Linked DNA regions of Homo sapiens: region 1 is linked to region 2. The links are chromatin loops, found by intact Hi-C in ENCODE. Cell type or tissue: A673. All regions are shown on one strand. Each heading gives the region's core, and the rest is flanking DNA. Links, peaks and the distances in the headings are about the cores only. Region 1 has its middle 21 kb from the start of DUT-AS1. Region 2 holds the start of FGF7 (fibroblast growth factor 7).

Region 1 (8,734 bases), core at 319-8,318, 1.1 Mb before region 2:
AGGTGATCCACCTGCCTTGGCCTCCCTAAGTGCTGGGGTTACAAGCGTGAGCTACTCCACCCTGCCAATCCTTTTTATTTCTACAAGGTCAATAGCAATGTACGTCTTTCATTCCTGATTTTAGTAATCTGAGTCTTCTCTCTTTTATTCTTGGTTAGTCAAGATAAAGATTCATTACTTTTATTGATATTTTCAAGAATCAAAAGTGGTTTTGATTTTTCTGCTTTTTATATTCTCTACTTCATTTATTGCCACTCTGATTTATATTATTTTCTTTCTCATTGCTTTAGTTTTAGTTTGCTTTTCATTTTCTAGTTTCTTAAGGTAGAGGATTAGATTATTAAATTGAGATTTTTCTTTTCTTTTTAAATATGGGCCTTTACAGTTATAAGTAAGAAGTAAAAAAGAAAATAAACTGGTTTTCTAGGAGGTGGAAGCCTTATGCTAATGAGGCTTGGTTCCTGAGCTCATTGAGCTTTGCATTCCCATTTGCTAGATTCCTGCTGGGGGCAAAGGGAGACCAGGGAAGTGTCTTTTTCTAAAGGCAAGTTCTTCTGCACTAGAAAGGAAACCAAAGTTATTTACTTATGGCCAAGGAGAAGACCTTATGATTTTCAGATTAACTAATAATTGAATAGTAGTAACCATTTTGCCAGTCTTAGTAATTTCCCAGCAGAAATCAGGCAGTTGTCTTCTTTCTTGACAGTCTGCCTCACTCACTAATGATGCCCACTGTTCATTCCTGTCCTTGGTGCTATATGTACATCAGAAGAGAAATAACAGGAAGTCTTCTAAAGATGAATCTGATGCTCCATCAATTAATTGACTTCAGTGGGGCTATTTGCAGAGGAAGCAACATAGTATTATTTAAACAGTTGGCTTGGCTGGGCAAGGAGGCCAGGGCCTGAGATCTGAGTTTCATAGCACCTTCCCTTCACAGTACTATACTTCCTGGCCATTTCCATCCCACCTTGCAGGAAATTGGTACCTCAACTTCTTTTTCATCTTTTCATATTTTATCAATGGAAGAATAGGGTAGGCTGGAGGGCCAAGATATGCAGACACCTGGAGTGTTGTGAAGCGAGTACATGAGAGATTGGGGTTAATGGGCCTTGAACATAACTGGCAAAATTAAATGAGTATTGAATAGTCCAAGTAGTCACATAGAAAGCATTCTCAGCAGAACTCCTACCCCAATCCCCTTGTGTTGACTGTCTGTTGACTGTCCCCAGACCACCTATGTCTTACTTGCCCTTCTTTCCCCCTGCGTCTTCACCTCCAGCAGGGCTCCCTGGTAGGACGGTACCAATAGTTCATACTATCTATGCCATCCAGCTTCCTTTCTCTCCCTACTGTTTATTTCTACTACATACCCTAAGGTAGTGGGGATCGCCTATCAGTTACCAGAACTGCAGATTACATAGGATAAAAGTAACTCACGAATGGAAAACCAAACATCGTATGTTCTCACTGATATGTGGGAGCTAAGCTATGAGGACGCAAAAGCAGTAGAATGATACAATGGACTTTGGGGACTCGGGGGGAAGAGTGGGAGCAGGGAGAGGGATAAAAGACTCTACACTACAGAGGGTGCAGCGTATACTGCTCGGGTAATGGGTGCACCAAAATATCACAAATCACCACTAAAGAACTTACTCATGTAACCAAATACCACCTGTACCCAAATAACATATGGACAAATAAAATAAAAAAATTTAAAAATCATATGGGCCAAAATTCAATTATAAGATGGTCAGCCCTCTGTATCTACGGGTTTTGTGTCTGTGAATTCAACCAACCATGGATCAAAAATATTTGAAAAAAGAAATAGGTGGTGTGCCTGTACTAAACGTGCAGACTTTTTTTCCTCTTGTTATTCTTGCCTAACCAATACAGCATAACAACTTTTTGCATAGCATTTACATTGTATTGGGTATTATAAGTAATCTGGAAATGATTTAAAGTATACAGGAGGATATGCATAGGTTCTATGAATATGACACAATTTTATATAAGGTACTTGAGCATTCTAGGATTTTGGTATCTGCAGGGGGCAGAGAGATCTCCCGGAACCAATCCCCAGTGGATACTGAGGGACCACTGTATTAGCAGTAATATTTATAGATTCACAGAATATCTCCGGACATAGAGAAAACTTTACACACAAAATCCATGCTAACAAGCATGTGAACATTCTAGTAAAGATAATAGTATAATTCTTGATCAAGCATTTAAAACCATTTCATCTTCCATTCATTAATGTAAAATATATAGTTTTATTGGTAACTGACCTAGTCCTTTTATTTTTATTTATTTATTTGTTTATTTATTTATTTGAGACAGAGTCTCACTCTGTCGCCCAGGCTGGAGTGCAGTGGTGTGATCTCGGCTCACTGCAACCTCGGCCTCCTGGGTTCACATGATTCTCCTGGAGAATTACAGGCACCCGCCACCATGCCCAGCTAATTTTTGTATTTTTAATGGAGACTGAGTTTCACCATGTTGGCTAGGCTGGTCTTGAACTCCTGACCTCAGGTGATCCACCCGCCTCGGCCTCCCAGAGTGCTAGGATTACAGGTGTGAGCCACCATGCCAGGCTGACCTGGTCCTTTTAGCTGAGAAATACCATCTAGTATTATCATCCTAAGAAGAGAGCTGAAATGGGGAGGAGTAACTTCTCAAAAGGGAAGATAAAATGCCTTTTGTGAAAAGATGCTTCTCCACTGGAGATGGGTATGTAAGCAATGTTTTGATGTTGCTCTTTTTCTTACTGAAAAGGGAATGAAAAAATGGAAAAGAAATTATAACTGAAACAAATTTTCACTGGAAGAATTATCTCAAGAAGCATATGATTAAAAAATATTAAAAAGTCTTTCATGGCAACTAAACACATTTAAGTTGGGAAGATTCTAAAAGATCCAGGATATCTCATAAAGAGGATATCTCATAAAGAAAAAGTCTAATAACTACGAGAGCAAGATTAGAGAGAAGAGTTAAGATTAACAAACTACCGGCCGGGCGCGGTGTCTCACGCCTGCAATCCCAGCACTTTGGGAGGCCAAGGCAGGCAGATCACGAGGTCAGGAGATTGAGACCGTCCTGGCTAACACGGTGAAACCCTGTCTCTACTAAAGATACAAAAAATTAGCCAGTGTGGTAGTGGGCACCTGTAGTCCCAGCTACTCGGGAGACTGAGGCAGGAGAATGGCGTGAACCCGGGAAGCGGAGCTTGCAGTGAGCCGAGATCGTGCCACTGGCACTCCAGCCTGGGCGACAGTGAGACTCCGTCTCAAAAAAAAAAAAGATTACCAAATTACCAAATTATGTCTAGGTTTGATCATATGTTTTCAAAATGGGTTTACCTATGAGTAAAGAAACTTCTAGGAGAATATATATCAAAATGATGATATCTTTGGCTGTTGGAATTGTAGGTAATTTTTTCCTTTTTGCATGATCTATATTTTAACTTTTTTTTTTTTTTTTTTTTTTTCTGATACGGAGTCTTGCTCTGTCGCCCAGAGCTGGAGTGCAATGGTGCGATCTCGGCTCACTGCAACCTCTGCCTCTTGGGTTCAAGCAATTCTCCTGCCTCAGCCTCCTGAGTAGCTGGGATTATAGGTGTGCGCCACTATGCCCAGCTAATTTTTTTTGTATTTTTAGAGAGACAGGGTTTCATCATGTTGGCCAGGCTGGTCTTGAACTCCTGACCTCATGGTCTGCCCATCTCAGCCTCCCAAAGTGCTGGGATTAATTACAGGCATGAGCCACTGCGCCCAGCCTATTTTAACATTTTTTAAACATGAAAACTATATTACTTGACTAAGAAACGATTAAAATTTTATTATAAAATACTTTTGTTAAATTTGTATTGCATTTACTGCTTTAACAAATACTTTTAATATTGAAAATATATGGGAACATTATAAATTACAAATTTTGAAGTAAAAAATGAGCCTGATCTAATGAAAAAAATAGTAACTTTGGGAGTTTTACATCTGAGTTTAAGCTCTGTTCTTTTACTAACTAAAATATCTTCAATAAATAAAGTAAACTTCCAGATCCTCAATTTTTATCATAAAATAAAGAGAGTCGGTCGGATAATCTCGGTAGTCTTCTCCCCCTCTCCCGTTTTACGAATCTTGAATAAGACCAGACTGTACAGCCGTGGCAAATTACTGCCACCTGGTGGCAGTTATCTAAGGTGAGCTAGCTGTATTTAAGGGATAGAATCACCATCATTCATGCATACTTGTGTTTGCCTAGCATCTATGTGCCAGGCAAGTGTCAGCATTATTGTTTATCCAATTTAGTGTTTTTCTAGATGATGTAGGTGAAACAACCAAGACATAAGCTGTGACATGCTAGCTGTGTGACCTTAAGGACATCATCTAACCTCTTGAGTCTGCCTTTCCATCTGAAAAATAAAGTTAATAATATCCACCTTACATTATTAGAAGACCTAGAGATGATAGGTGTAAAGTATCTTACACAGTCCATGGCAAAAGTATTTAGTCAATAAATGGTAGTAGTTATCCTTAGGAAGGTTACCATCTGTAGCAGGGGAAATAAGACAAATATAGGCATCTGTGCAAATATAGGTAGTGTGACATATATGATGTGCATGAAAATACAAAGAGGGCATGAGGTATATTCAAGAAATGGCAAAACCAAAGTTCCAATGGACTGGAGTATAAAGGACATGTAGGGAATTGTTGGTAACTCTTCTGGAATGGTAGGTTGCAGATCTGCTCTAGAGGGTCCTAAACGTCAAGGAGGCAATGGCCAGTCACAGAAGAGTTTTGGACTAAGAATAATATCACTAGAGCTGAGCTTCAGCAATACTGATATTAATCAAATGTCTGACAATGAGGTTAAGAAGCCAGGTAATGAGCACAGAGGATGGCAAAAGAAAGGTGGGTGGAGACCGAGCGTGGTGGCTCACATCTGTAATCAAAGCACCTCGGGAGACTGAGGTGGGCAAATTGCTTGTGCCCAGGAGTTCAAGACCAGCCTAAGCAACATAGCGAAACCTAGTCTCTAAAAAAATTAGCCAGGCATGATGGCTCACACTTGTAGTCCCAGCTACTCGGGAGGCTGAGAGATGGGAAGATCACTTAAGCCCAGGAAGTTGAGGATGCAGACCTTTGGTAATTACCCCAGGCAACGAGGCTGTTTTACAATGCGGCATAATCATGCCACTGCACTCCAGCCTGGGCAACAAAGTGAGACTCTGTCTCAAAAAAAAAAAAAAAAAAGAAAAAAAAGAAAAGAAAAGAAAGAAAGATGGAAGCCAGGTGCAGTGACTCACGCCTGTAATCCCAGCACTTTGGGAGGCAGAGGCGGGTGGATCACAAGGTCAGGAGATCGAGACCATCCTGGCCAACATGGCGAAACCCCGTCTCTACTAAAAATATAAAAATTAGCTGAGCGTGGTGGCGCATGCCTGTAATCCCAGCTACTTAGGAGGCTGAGGCAGGAGAATCGCTTGAACCAGGGAGTCGGAGCTTGCAGTGAGCCAAGATCACGCCACTGCACTCCACCCTGGCGACAGAGTGAGACTCCGTCTCAAAAAAGAAAGAAAGAAAGAAAGATGGGTAGGAATGACACTGAAAAACTGCAGAACTGCAATTGTGAGTGAATCTTTACAAATGAACTACCTGAGACAAAGGGAAACTAAGAAGTATTTGGTGTCAGGACACCAACCAGCCATAGCAGTTGTAGGACTAAACTCCAGGGTTCCTGGCCTGGGTCTAAAACCCTTTCCCCATCCATGAAAGGCATTAGCCCAAATTTCTACTGAGGTCTGAACCAAATATGAGTTTGGCCTTCGAATCACACATTGTTCAATACATAGGATAGTAACTCTTTGTGACTATTTTCTAATGTGCCATGGGCTAGAGAGGAAATACGACAAAATACTTTTCTACAAGGTCATTCACTTTGAGTATCAGAAAGAACATTCTACTTAGAATAAAATAAAATCCCAAGTGTGCCCATTTTAAAATCCCTGTGGGATTTATAATGGCTTAACTTTTAGTTGAGAAGAAATTTTTTTTTTTTCTGGCATCTTAGAGAAGCAGACAGAGAAGCAGAGGTGATGCTTTGACAAATAGTAGCATAGATCAGGATAAATGACAGGAAGCTCTCATAAAATATACTTCGATGAGAGCAAAGGCAAATAATGATATAATGCCCTGCAGCTACATGTTTGAAATGGAAATGTTTGGAATGAGGATGTTAGGGAAAATAATATTAGAAAAAGACTAATGCTGTATGAGGTTCCTGTCAGATGAGGAGTGTAGGATAATTGTGTAATAGTGAAATAATATGGTTTAGAAAAAAGAAGGTGCTGTTGACTGAGACTGTTTGATTATCATAGAAGAGATGAAACACTTTTTCATAGTCAGAAAAATCAATATACAGCCCAAGAAGAGAAGTCGTTTGATGATAAGGCAATAAAAACTTCAAAGGGCAAGTTAAAAATGTTTCCTAATTCATTTCAGCCTAAACTGATCCCTGCGCCCGTCTCACACTGTCCGCCAGCTCTTTTGCTGAAGTATGTTACCCTTTCTCCTTGGAATCATTACCCGGTCTCCTTGGAATGGAAACTGTGTCAGACTCCAGGGGTGAGTGGGAGGGAAAATGGTGCTCGCAGAAAGAGAGGAAGTGTTTTTTCAATTTAGAGCTAGAAGTAAGTGCTGACATTGTCTCATGTGTGTTTGGGGACAATGGCACAGGCCAGCGGTAACACATCCACTTTTCTGTGTCCCTTGCTCAGATGTGTTTGGCATGAGGCTGCAAAAGCCACGGCTACTTTATCGCACCCCAAATCTCTGAATCTCTGTTCTCCCTCCTGGGAATGTGAAATATGGACAACATGCAGTTTCTACCTTGTATTGTTAACATAATTATCCAGATGAATTCTCTTATTATTTCCCCACACATATTTTGAAACAAAAAATCCTTTCCCTTACGAAACTTCACTTCCTTTCTTCAGACGCACACCTTCTGTGGGGTTTGAACATTAACCTCAGCTGACTTCAGAGCTGCACTAAGCAAAGCCTGTGTTTTCTAGGCCAAAGTAGACAAAGTGAAGTGAAAGGAGCTGTTGCCAGTTGATGCTGACGAAGGTAGAAGAGAGGCTGGGTACTCACGCTAGGTTCCACCCCCTGCACCGCCCTCTCCCCCAGTACAGCTCATCTGGGAGTTCAGATTCCTCAGCCTTCTAGGTCACCTCTGATGAGCAGGGGCTGTGAGAACTGCTTAGCCTTTTGGCTACTGTAGTGTGGTTGGGAGAGAAAATACGTATTAATATTATTACTTAAAGATAGTTTTATTTGTGTCTATATTGAACATCTCTTGTTTAGAAGGCAAAATAATCATCTGCCTGCCACATTTTACTTCGTAGGCATAGAGTATCACCTTTTTTTTTTTTTTTTGAGACAGAGTCTTGCTCTGTTGCCCAGGCTGGAGTGCAGTGGCACGATTTCGGTTCACTGCAACTTCTGCTTCCTGGGTTCAAGAGATTCTCCTGCCTCAGCCTCCTGAGTAGTTGAGATTACAGGTGTCCGCCACCATGCCTGGCTAATTTTTGTATTTTTAGTAGAGGCGGGGTTTCACCATGTTGGCGAGACTGGTCTCAAATCCCTGGCCTCAAGTGATCCACCCGCCTCGGCCTCCCAAGTGCTGGGATTACAGGCGTGAGCCACCGCGCCCAGCCAGAGTATCATCTTTTAAACTGCTTTGTTCTAATATAATTATCTGTGTCCAAATTTTAGAATTGATTTTCATAACTTAAATTAGAATACAAATAATAAAAGGAAGAGAGCTAACATTTTTTAAGTGCTATATACACCAGGTGCTATTCTAGTTGTGTTCCTTTTACCTGAATGAGGTATTGTAAACCTAGGGGCAGAATTTACTCTTAGGGTGAAAACTGGTCTCTTTATTTTTAGGGAGTCAGCAAGCCATTCTGATGGGCTACTCAAATGTTAGAGTAGGATCTCAGAGCTCAAGGGCTTGTTTGGGCAGGCTGAGAAGGAGAGGCAGAGAGATGTGAGGGACTCAGGAGTTGGTGGCAGGGGTGGTTAGCAGGGGGCAGGAACGCCAAAATATGGTAGGAGGCTAATCAGAGAAAGGACCAGTGAGAAATTTCCTGCATCAAGGAGTGCCAAGACACTTCTTCTAAATTTATATTATGGAAATTTCTAGCATATACAAAAGCAGAATGAGAAGTATAATGAACCCCGTGTAATCATCACTCAGCTTTAACAATGATCCTCTCATAGCTGATTTTGTTTCTTCCGTATCCCTACCTACTTGCCCACTCCCAACCCCCAGTGAATTATTTTGAAACAAATCCCAGACATTGTATCACTTCACAGATTACATTTTAATCTGTTTTCCGAGCTATCTGTACGGTAGCTCCCCTCTTATTACCCAAACTTCAGTCAAATCCACTCCTTTAGTGTCAGTGGGACTTTAGAGGGGGACTAAAAGCAAAAGAGTTTGCATCTGGGCCAAAATGGGTGAAGAAAAAGTAGTGAGAAGCCTGATGCGCAGCCGAGATTAAGAATAAGCAGAGCTCCTGAGAATCCTTGAAAAGATTGGAGGTGAAGGGATGCTAGTTCTTCCATAGAAGTCAGATGGGAGTTTTATATAGTAGTGTGTGTGTCTGTGTGTGTGTGTGTGTGTGTGTGTGTGTGTGTGCTGTTATTAAAATGAAGAGTGACTC
Region 2 (8,000 bases), core at 1-8,000:
AACAATTTTGAAAAGACATACATGTGTCTAAAAAACATATGAAAGAATGCTCAATACTGCTAATCATTAGAGAAATGCAAATAAAAAACACAGTGAGATACTATCTCAGATCAGTCAGAATGGCTATTACTAAAAAGTCAAAAAATAAACGCTGGCAAGCTTGCAGAGAAAAGGGAACACTTACACACTGCTGATAGGAGTGTAAATTAGTTCAACCATTATGGAAAGAAGTGTGGCAATTCCTCAAAGAACTAAAGACACAATTGCCATTTGACCCAGCAATCCTATTACTGGGTATGTACCCAAAGGAATATAAATCATTCTACCATAAAGACACATGCATGTGTATGTTCATTGCAGCACTATTCACAATAGCAAAGATATGGAATCAATCTAAATGCCCTCAATGGTAGACTGGATAAAGAAAATGTGGTACATATAGACTATGGAATACTTTGCAGCCATCATGTCCTTTGCAGGAACGTGGATGGAGCTGGAGGCCATTATCCTTAGCAAACTAACACAGGAACAGCAAATCAAATATCATATTCTCCCACTTATAAATAGAGCTAAGTAGTGAGAACAAATGGACACAAACAGAGAACAACAGATACTGGGGTCCACTTGAGGGTGGAGGGAGGGAAGAGAAAATATAACTATCAGGTACTATGCTTAGTGCTTCGGTGATAATCTGTACACTGAACCCTTGTGACATGAGTTTACCTGTATAACAAATCTGCACATGTACCCCTGAACCTAAAAGATCAAAAAAAGAAAAAAAAAGAAATATGTGTTGGACCACAATTTCAGATATGCAAAGAATAACATATAAATTTATATTTATAAATATAAATCAACCTAGCTTTAATTTTGAGAATTCTGCTCTTCCAGTTTGGTAAAAAACTTAACTTCAGTTATTCTAGGGTTTCCCTCTTCTGTTTCAAGATGGGATAGATTTCAAGAGTTTTATGTATGGCCAAAGCTAAGGCATCTGGGTGTTGAGTCATTCGTCTACCCTGATTCCTCTTCTGGGGTATTCATTCACTCTGTTCACACAGTTTCTACAGTTCTGAACTCCCTCCTACTTCCAGAATTATTTTAAAATATGGGAATGTTTATGAGGGGTCCTTATGGACCTATTTGTTCAGACACATGAGGCAGCCCTGATTCTCTGGAGTATTGCTGCCTCTGCTATGTGCGGTGGTGCTGTGTACAGATAAATATACAAGCATGGCTCCCCAAATATGGGGGCCATAAATTTTCTCTATGCTCCCAGGTCCATGGGACTCTGTGATAGCTTCCCTGGGCTGCTTCTCAAATGCACTCTAGTGCTTCCTTTATTTTCAGTGCGCTTGGCATGACCTTTTGAAAGGGATTCATGTTTTACCCTAGTCAGGAAGCATTTATGACTTTTTTCCCTCAACCTTTCCTTTCCAATATCTTTTTGAAAATATGAAGAACAGAAAAAAATGGGATAAATGAACACAGTTTAATATTTCATAAGCCCATTCTGCCAATAGGAATTAAGTTTTGACCAGAACAGAGGCAGAGTAAAATTCTGATCATGTCACTCTTCTGCTTACCATATTATAATGGCTTCCTATTGCTCCTGGAATACAGATCATATGCCTTAATAAAACACATGGAGATCCTGCCTGCCTCTCCAACCTCTTCATGCACCACAGTCCCTTCTCATTCTCTCTACTGGGACCAAACCTGTGTTTCACTGTGAAAAGGACAGGTTTTTTTATTATTATTATTTTTTTATTTTTTATTTTTGTATAGTACCTCTTCACCTGGTTAACTCCCATTCATGCTGTAAAGTTGCAGCTTTAGTGGAATTCTTGCAGGGAAAGCTTACATATTGCCACTTATTATAGATACTCATGGCACTATGTATCTTTTCTTTGTAGCACTTGTCCATGATGGTTACCTTCTCTCATAAGAAGAGAAATGCAAAGGATAACTACAATTTAATGGCATTTTCACTTGTCAGACTAATAAAACTCCAAATGTTTTCACAATAAATTTTTTGAAATAAATGAGTACTCTTACCTACTGCTGGTGGGATTATAAAACTAGCACAACCTCTGTGGAGGATAAGTTGGCAATATCTTTTTTTTAATACCTTTTGTCCCAGGCAGTCTACTTCTGGAAATTGATCCTATAGATTTATTTTCGTAGTATAAAATGACATATTTTGTCTTTATTCATTACAGCATTTCTTTGGTAATAGAAAAGTACTGAAGAAAATTAAATGTTCCTCAATAGGAGGCTGCTCAAATACACTGTGATATACCCATTCGGTGGAATACCCTGTAGCTATAACAAAAACAAAAATGTGAGAAGCTTCCTAAATAATGAGATAGGAAGATTTTTCTGTTAAAAAAAAATACAAAAAAATGCATATGACGTGCTACCTTTTGTATAAAAAGGGTAAAAGTAAAAAATAATATGTATGTGTATATACATATACACACAAACATATGTATCCAGTTTGCCTGTACAAGCATAGCGAAACTCTGAAAAGATACACAAGAAACTAATAAAAAGAATTATCTATGTTTTGGGGAAGAATGAAAACTGACAGGATATGGAACAGAATAAGATGTAAGAATGAAAAGTAATGAAAATATTTAATTATGTTCCCTTCTACTGATTATATTATACATGATTATGAACGAGGCAAAGTTTTGTTTTTCTTTTTCAGATGGAGTCTCGCTTTGTCACCTAGGCTGGAGTGCAGTTGTGCGATCTCTGCTCACTGCAAGCTCTGCTTCCCAGGTTCACACCATTTTCCTGCCTCAGCCTCCCGAGTAGCTGGGACTACAGGCGCCCGCTACCATGCCCGGCTAATTTTTTTGTATTTTTAGTAGAGACGGGGTTTCACTGTGTTAGCCAGGATGGTCTCGATCTCCTGACTTTGTGATCCATCCGCCTCGGCCTCCCAAAGTGCTGGGATTACAGGCGTGAGCCACCATGCTGGGCCAGTTAATTCTTTGAAGCCAGCAATGGTGTGTTAAAAAAGAAAATTCAATCTACAAATAACAAAAAAAAGACAATAGTTCAAAGTATTCCTGTGCTTAATCTATCACTATAGGTCTATTAAAACAAGAGCAACAAACGGTTGCCAATGTATAACTTAAAACATCCAGAGGGTTACCCCATCTACAGTTGCCTAAAGTTATTCTTAGTTCCTGGAGAATTCATTTAGAAGCATAAGCATAATAAGGGCACAGTGAAATCTAAGTTTGGTTCTCCATTATAGCTGTGGTCCTAATGAATTGTGGGCCCATCCTGAATTAATAATTCTCCAATAAAAATGATAATCAAAGAATTTAAACCATTGATACAGTTCCCTTGTTGATATTAATCTGTTCATTAATATTACTTGGATCATATTTCCAAATTACAGAGTGTAATAGCATCTAATGCACTTTCATAGATCACAATTTTATTCTTTTGTTTCCCATTTTACAGTTAATCCTATGTAGCAGATATTAAGGAGGCACTAAGCACTCTTTGCTAACAAACTATCCATTTCTTTCATTTAAGTATTTAGCACTTAGTTAGCAAATGTGGACTTCTCACTTACTGATTTCTTGGTTTAAAAACTGTAGGTTCAGTATGGAACAAATGGATTTAGTAGCTCTTGAATATCTTTACACTGTAAACTTACTATTGATAACTTTTATTTCTTTAGAAGCAATATCTAAGTCCTAGGAATTCTGAGCCTGCTCATTATTGTTACCTCCCAAACTAGCGGAGTGTGATTCAGAACACAATAACATTATATTTTCTTTCCTCCTTCTCTTCCTCCTTTTAGAGAATACATGATAGGATGTTTTCAGCTTTCTAGCTTTCAACAGATGCAATGATCAAAGAGTCTGTCCCCCTCTGCTTTAATAAATGTGGAACATTCAACATTTGGCATATGAAGAGTAACTGGGTACATCTGAACTATTCTGTGCTCTTCATTCTGTTCCCTAAAGGGACAGATACAAAGAGAAATCACATAAACTATAATCCAGTTGAGTAGATTTAATTTCCTTTTCCTATTTGGTCTACATGCACCACCTGGTGGTAAAGTAGTGCATTTCACATAGAGAGAGAGAGAGAGAGAGAGAGAGTGTGTGTGTGTGTGTGTGCGCGCGCGCGCGCGTGCACGCGTGTGTGTTTTGAGGAGTATATAACATGAAAAAGATAATTTTAATATACTTTCTTAATACTGATTTAGATAGACAACACAATTATTCTACACCAAGAATCTAATACAACACTTGAGCACTACTTCATGTATAACAGAACAGGAAGTAAAGGAGAGAACTCATGCTGGAAAGTAAAATAGCTTTCACTTATTTACCTTAGCAATACATATTATAATTCCATCTCTAAATTAACATTTATTGTTCCAATATTCTTATTGAGGCAAAAATCAAACACTGATAATCAATGTGAAACCATTTCCTCCTTTTTAAAGAATAACAGCTTTTAAAAGTAGGTGCCCTGTTCCTTATATTAGTAGTGAGTATAAGTCACAGATCACAGAATTGTAAAGCACCATAGAGGCATTAGACCAATACACCAATTTTACAAATGTAGCAGCTGAGACTCTGGAACAGCAGGTAACTTGCCCGAAGTCATACTGGTCATTAGTGGTCCAACACAAATAAGAATCTAGATCTTCTCACTTTCAGCCTAGGAATATAATACATAAAAATTGTACTTATATTCATATTCAATGAATTGTCTCTGTATGATGTGATAATATTCAACTTATCTACACAGTGCTTTAAGGCACTCATATGTTAGTTAACACATACCAGTTTTGTTCTAACATTCTGAGCACAAAGAAGTAATTGAAGAAATGCATGTATCATAAAGCTATGGAAAAGATTTTCTAAGTATTAAAAAACCCTATATATATGTTCAAATGAATAATTTTCCAAGTATAATACAACTGCTATATTGCAAAGAAGGTTTAAAAAATTCCCTTTCCCCTTCTAACTGCTTCAGAACCAGAGATCTGTTTCTACAAAGTAGGTACCCACTTGTAGATTTAAGCATAAAACATGTTCATAGCTCCCTCTCATGACCATTGAATACTATACAAGCCTCCTTTTATTCTCGCTGTTGTATTCAACTAACAGCTCACTGGCTAAGTTTTAATTGCTTCCAATGAGGTCAGCAAAGGTATTTATCGAAAAGCCCTGAATAAAAGGCTCACACACACACACAAGCACACACGCGCTCACACACAGAGAGAAAATCCTTCTGCCTGTTGATTTATGGAAACAATTATGATTCTGCTGGAGAACTTTTCAGCTGAGAAATAGTTTGTAGCTACAGTAGAAAGGCTCAAGTTGCACCAGGCAGACAACAGACATGGAATTCTTATATATCCAGCTGTTAGCAACAAAACAAGTAAGTTACTGTTATTTGTCTTTTAAAACAATGCTGAATGTTTTCTAAAAGTTTATCTCTTTTTCTGATTTTAGTACTGAGCAGGAAAGTAAAGTTACAAGATTTTTGAGCCATGTAACTATAGTAATTATGCTGTAGAACATAAAGATAAGGTTGAAGTTCTCCAGAGCAATCCTGACATTTAACTTAAAAAACCTGGGCAGTTCAGGAGAAAATAATTGATTAACCACAAATGTAAAAGCATATAATAAAGAAGTCTAGGGAGAAAGCAGTTACACTTTGTTAGCAGTAATTGTAAAAACTTAATTTAAATCAATAGTTCTGAGTGCAGTATGGTTCTCACAAAATAGCAATTGGAATGAATGGTACAGTCATATTCTGTTTTGTCTCTACTCATGCATAAATTTTATAAATCTACACATAAAGTGGTAAAGATTTTGACATCCTCTGTGAAGGCTGTTTTAAATGTATCTTCAAAGAATAACCTATACTGTATTCTAATGCTACTACTTACCCACTAAAATTTACACATACAATTTTTTATCTTCCTCTCTCCTCCCCTCCCTATTCTTAATCTCTCATTGCAAACAGAAGTCAAATAGCAAACAGCGTCACAGCAACTGAACTTACTACGAACTGTTTTTATGAGGATTTATCAACAGAGTTATTTAAGGAGGAATCCTGTGTTGTTATCAGGAACTAAAAGGATAAGGCTAACAATTTGGAAAGAGCAACTACTCTTTCTTAAATCAATCTACAATTCACAGATAGGAAGAGGTCAATGACCTAGGAGTAACAATCAACTCAAGATTCATTTTCATTATGTTATTCATGAACACCCGGAGCACTACACTATAATGCACAAATGGATACTGACATGGATCCTGCCAACTTTGCTCTACAGATCATGCTTTCACATTATCTGTCTAGTGGGTACTATATCTTTAGCTTGCAATGACATGACTCCAGAGCAAATGGCTACAAATGTGAACTGTTCCAGCCCTGAGCGACACACAAGAAGTTATGATTACATGGAAGGAGGGGATATAAGAGTGAGAAGACTCTTCTGTCGAACACAGTGGTACCTGAGGATCGATAAAAGAGGCAAAGTAAAAGGGACCCAAGAGATGAAGAATAATTACAGTAAGTAATTTTAAGTACTGCTCATGAACCTTAGCAATCTGTTAATGGATCAATTTTCAGGTGATATGTTTTCTCATCTTCCTTTTGCTTCTTGGAAAAAAAATTAAATAAAATGTCACCTAATTTCTCTAAATTGAACTATGTTGAACTATGCCCCTAAAAATATCTCTTTTAACAGGGCAAATCTACTTACATTATAGTTGGACCTGATAATCCAAGCCAATTTGAAAATATATACTCCTTGTCCTGAAAATGCTCATAAGTTAAGCAAAATGTAAATAATATTATTCACACCAAAATGTGACTTAATATTGTCTAAGCAAAACTCATTAAGATATCTAATTTAGAACTTCATAAATTATCACTAAAAGCTATTTATCACTAGTTTAAAGAGTAGGGAAATTATTTTTATTAATTTGATTTTCTTTGAAATAATATTTTCATGATGTAAATTAAAATACTTAATCTGTGCTAAGATATGCATTCCTTTGCAATTGTGTATAATGATAAAATAGAAGGGAATCTGTGGTATCCTTATTCATTTGAGTCATAATGAGCTTGTATTAAGTTGATGACTTATCAACTTAGGCAGAAAAACAGATCTCTCCTAACGTTTTCCTTAACTAAATCTTTTATGTCATAAAAGTTCTGTGCTATCTTAAGAAAAATGTAAAGGTGAGGGGAAAAAAGTGGGCTGGAAGAGATGGTAATTCCATGTTTTTCAATTTAAAGCCTTACATTTTTCCCAAGAATCAGTTATTCTTCTTATGTTAAAATATCAGGGTTGTGTTTTGCATTTAATGGTTATGATGAATAACCAACTTCAATAGTATTAAATGTAATGGAATAAGATACACACCTCAACATGTACATTAAGGATTTAAAATACTTAGTAAAAATAAATTTTGTTTACATTACTAGCACTCAGAAAACATTGTTATTAATATATAATTTCATATTAATTGTTTTAAAGTCATTTGAAAAAGAATGCATGGGGAGACTGGTGTAAACATGTGCAAATCACAGTGCCAGGCTTGCAGCAATTACTCAAACTTTTGTTGCCTGTTTACTGAATGACTTTTAGGGTTCTGAACTAATCAACCAATCAATGGGAATTTCAGAGAATTATGTTTCCAATATGAAAATGAGAAGACCTTCTTTTTAACCATAATTGATATAGAATGTTAAGGCCATTTTAATGACTGGACAGTTATGGTTTTATTATTATTATTTATTATTATTACTGAGATTAATAAAGGTATCATGTTAGTTCTAGAAGATCATTCTTATTATACTAAAGTTTATCTAAGGAAATGACTATTTGGAGAAAATTTTTTTGATATCTACTTCTATATAAGCAACAGAATTTGGCTTATAATTAATTTATTTAAAAGTTGCTCAGATTTATCATGGATAATATCATGGATATAATA

The links. Peaks named below come from ENCODE experiments on the same cell type or tissue, not always from the same donor. Only the 100,000 strongest peaks of a DNase experiment are listed, where the experiment ranks them.
Region 1: it touches region 2 in a loop (5-fold over the local background); 10 of 110 quality-filtered maps call a loop at or near these places.

The regions. Positions count from the first base shown.
Region 1 is chr15:48,348,467-48,357,200 of GRCh38, forward strand. No RefSeq gene overlaps it. Among named protein-coding and RNA genes, the nearest start is that of DUT-AS1, 21 kb to the left of the region's middle. In A673, for the core only: a CTCF peak has its summit at 4,202 (motif pointing left); a DNase peak (open chromatin) is centred at 4,155.
Region 2 is chr15:49,418,017-49,426,016 of GRCh38, forward strand. The region is part of intron 11 of FAM227B (family with sequence similarity 227 member B); the gene reads right to left. FGF7 (fibroblast growth factor 7) reads left to right here and starts at 5,226. Exons shown (of 4, transcript NM_002009.4): 1 at 5,226-5,424; 2 at 6,016-6,567. The coding sequence starts at 6,282. In A673, for the core only: CTCF peaks have their summits at 4,087 (motif pointing left) and 4,292; a DNase peak (open chromatin) is centred at 4,075.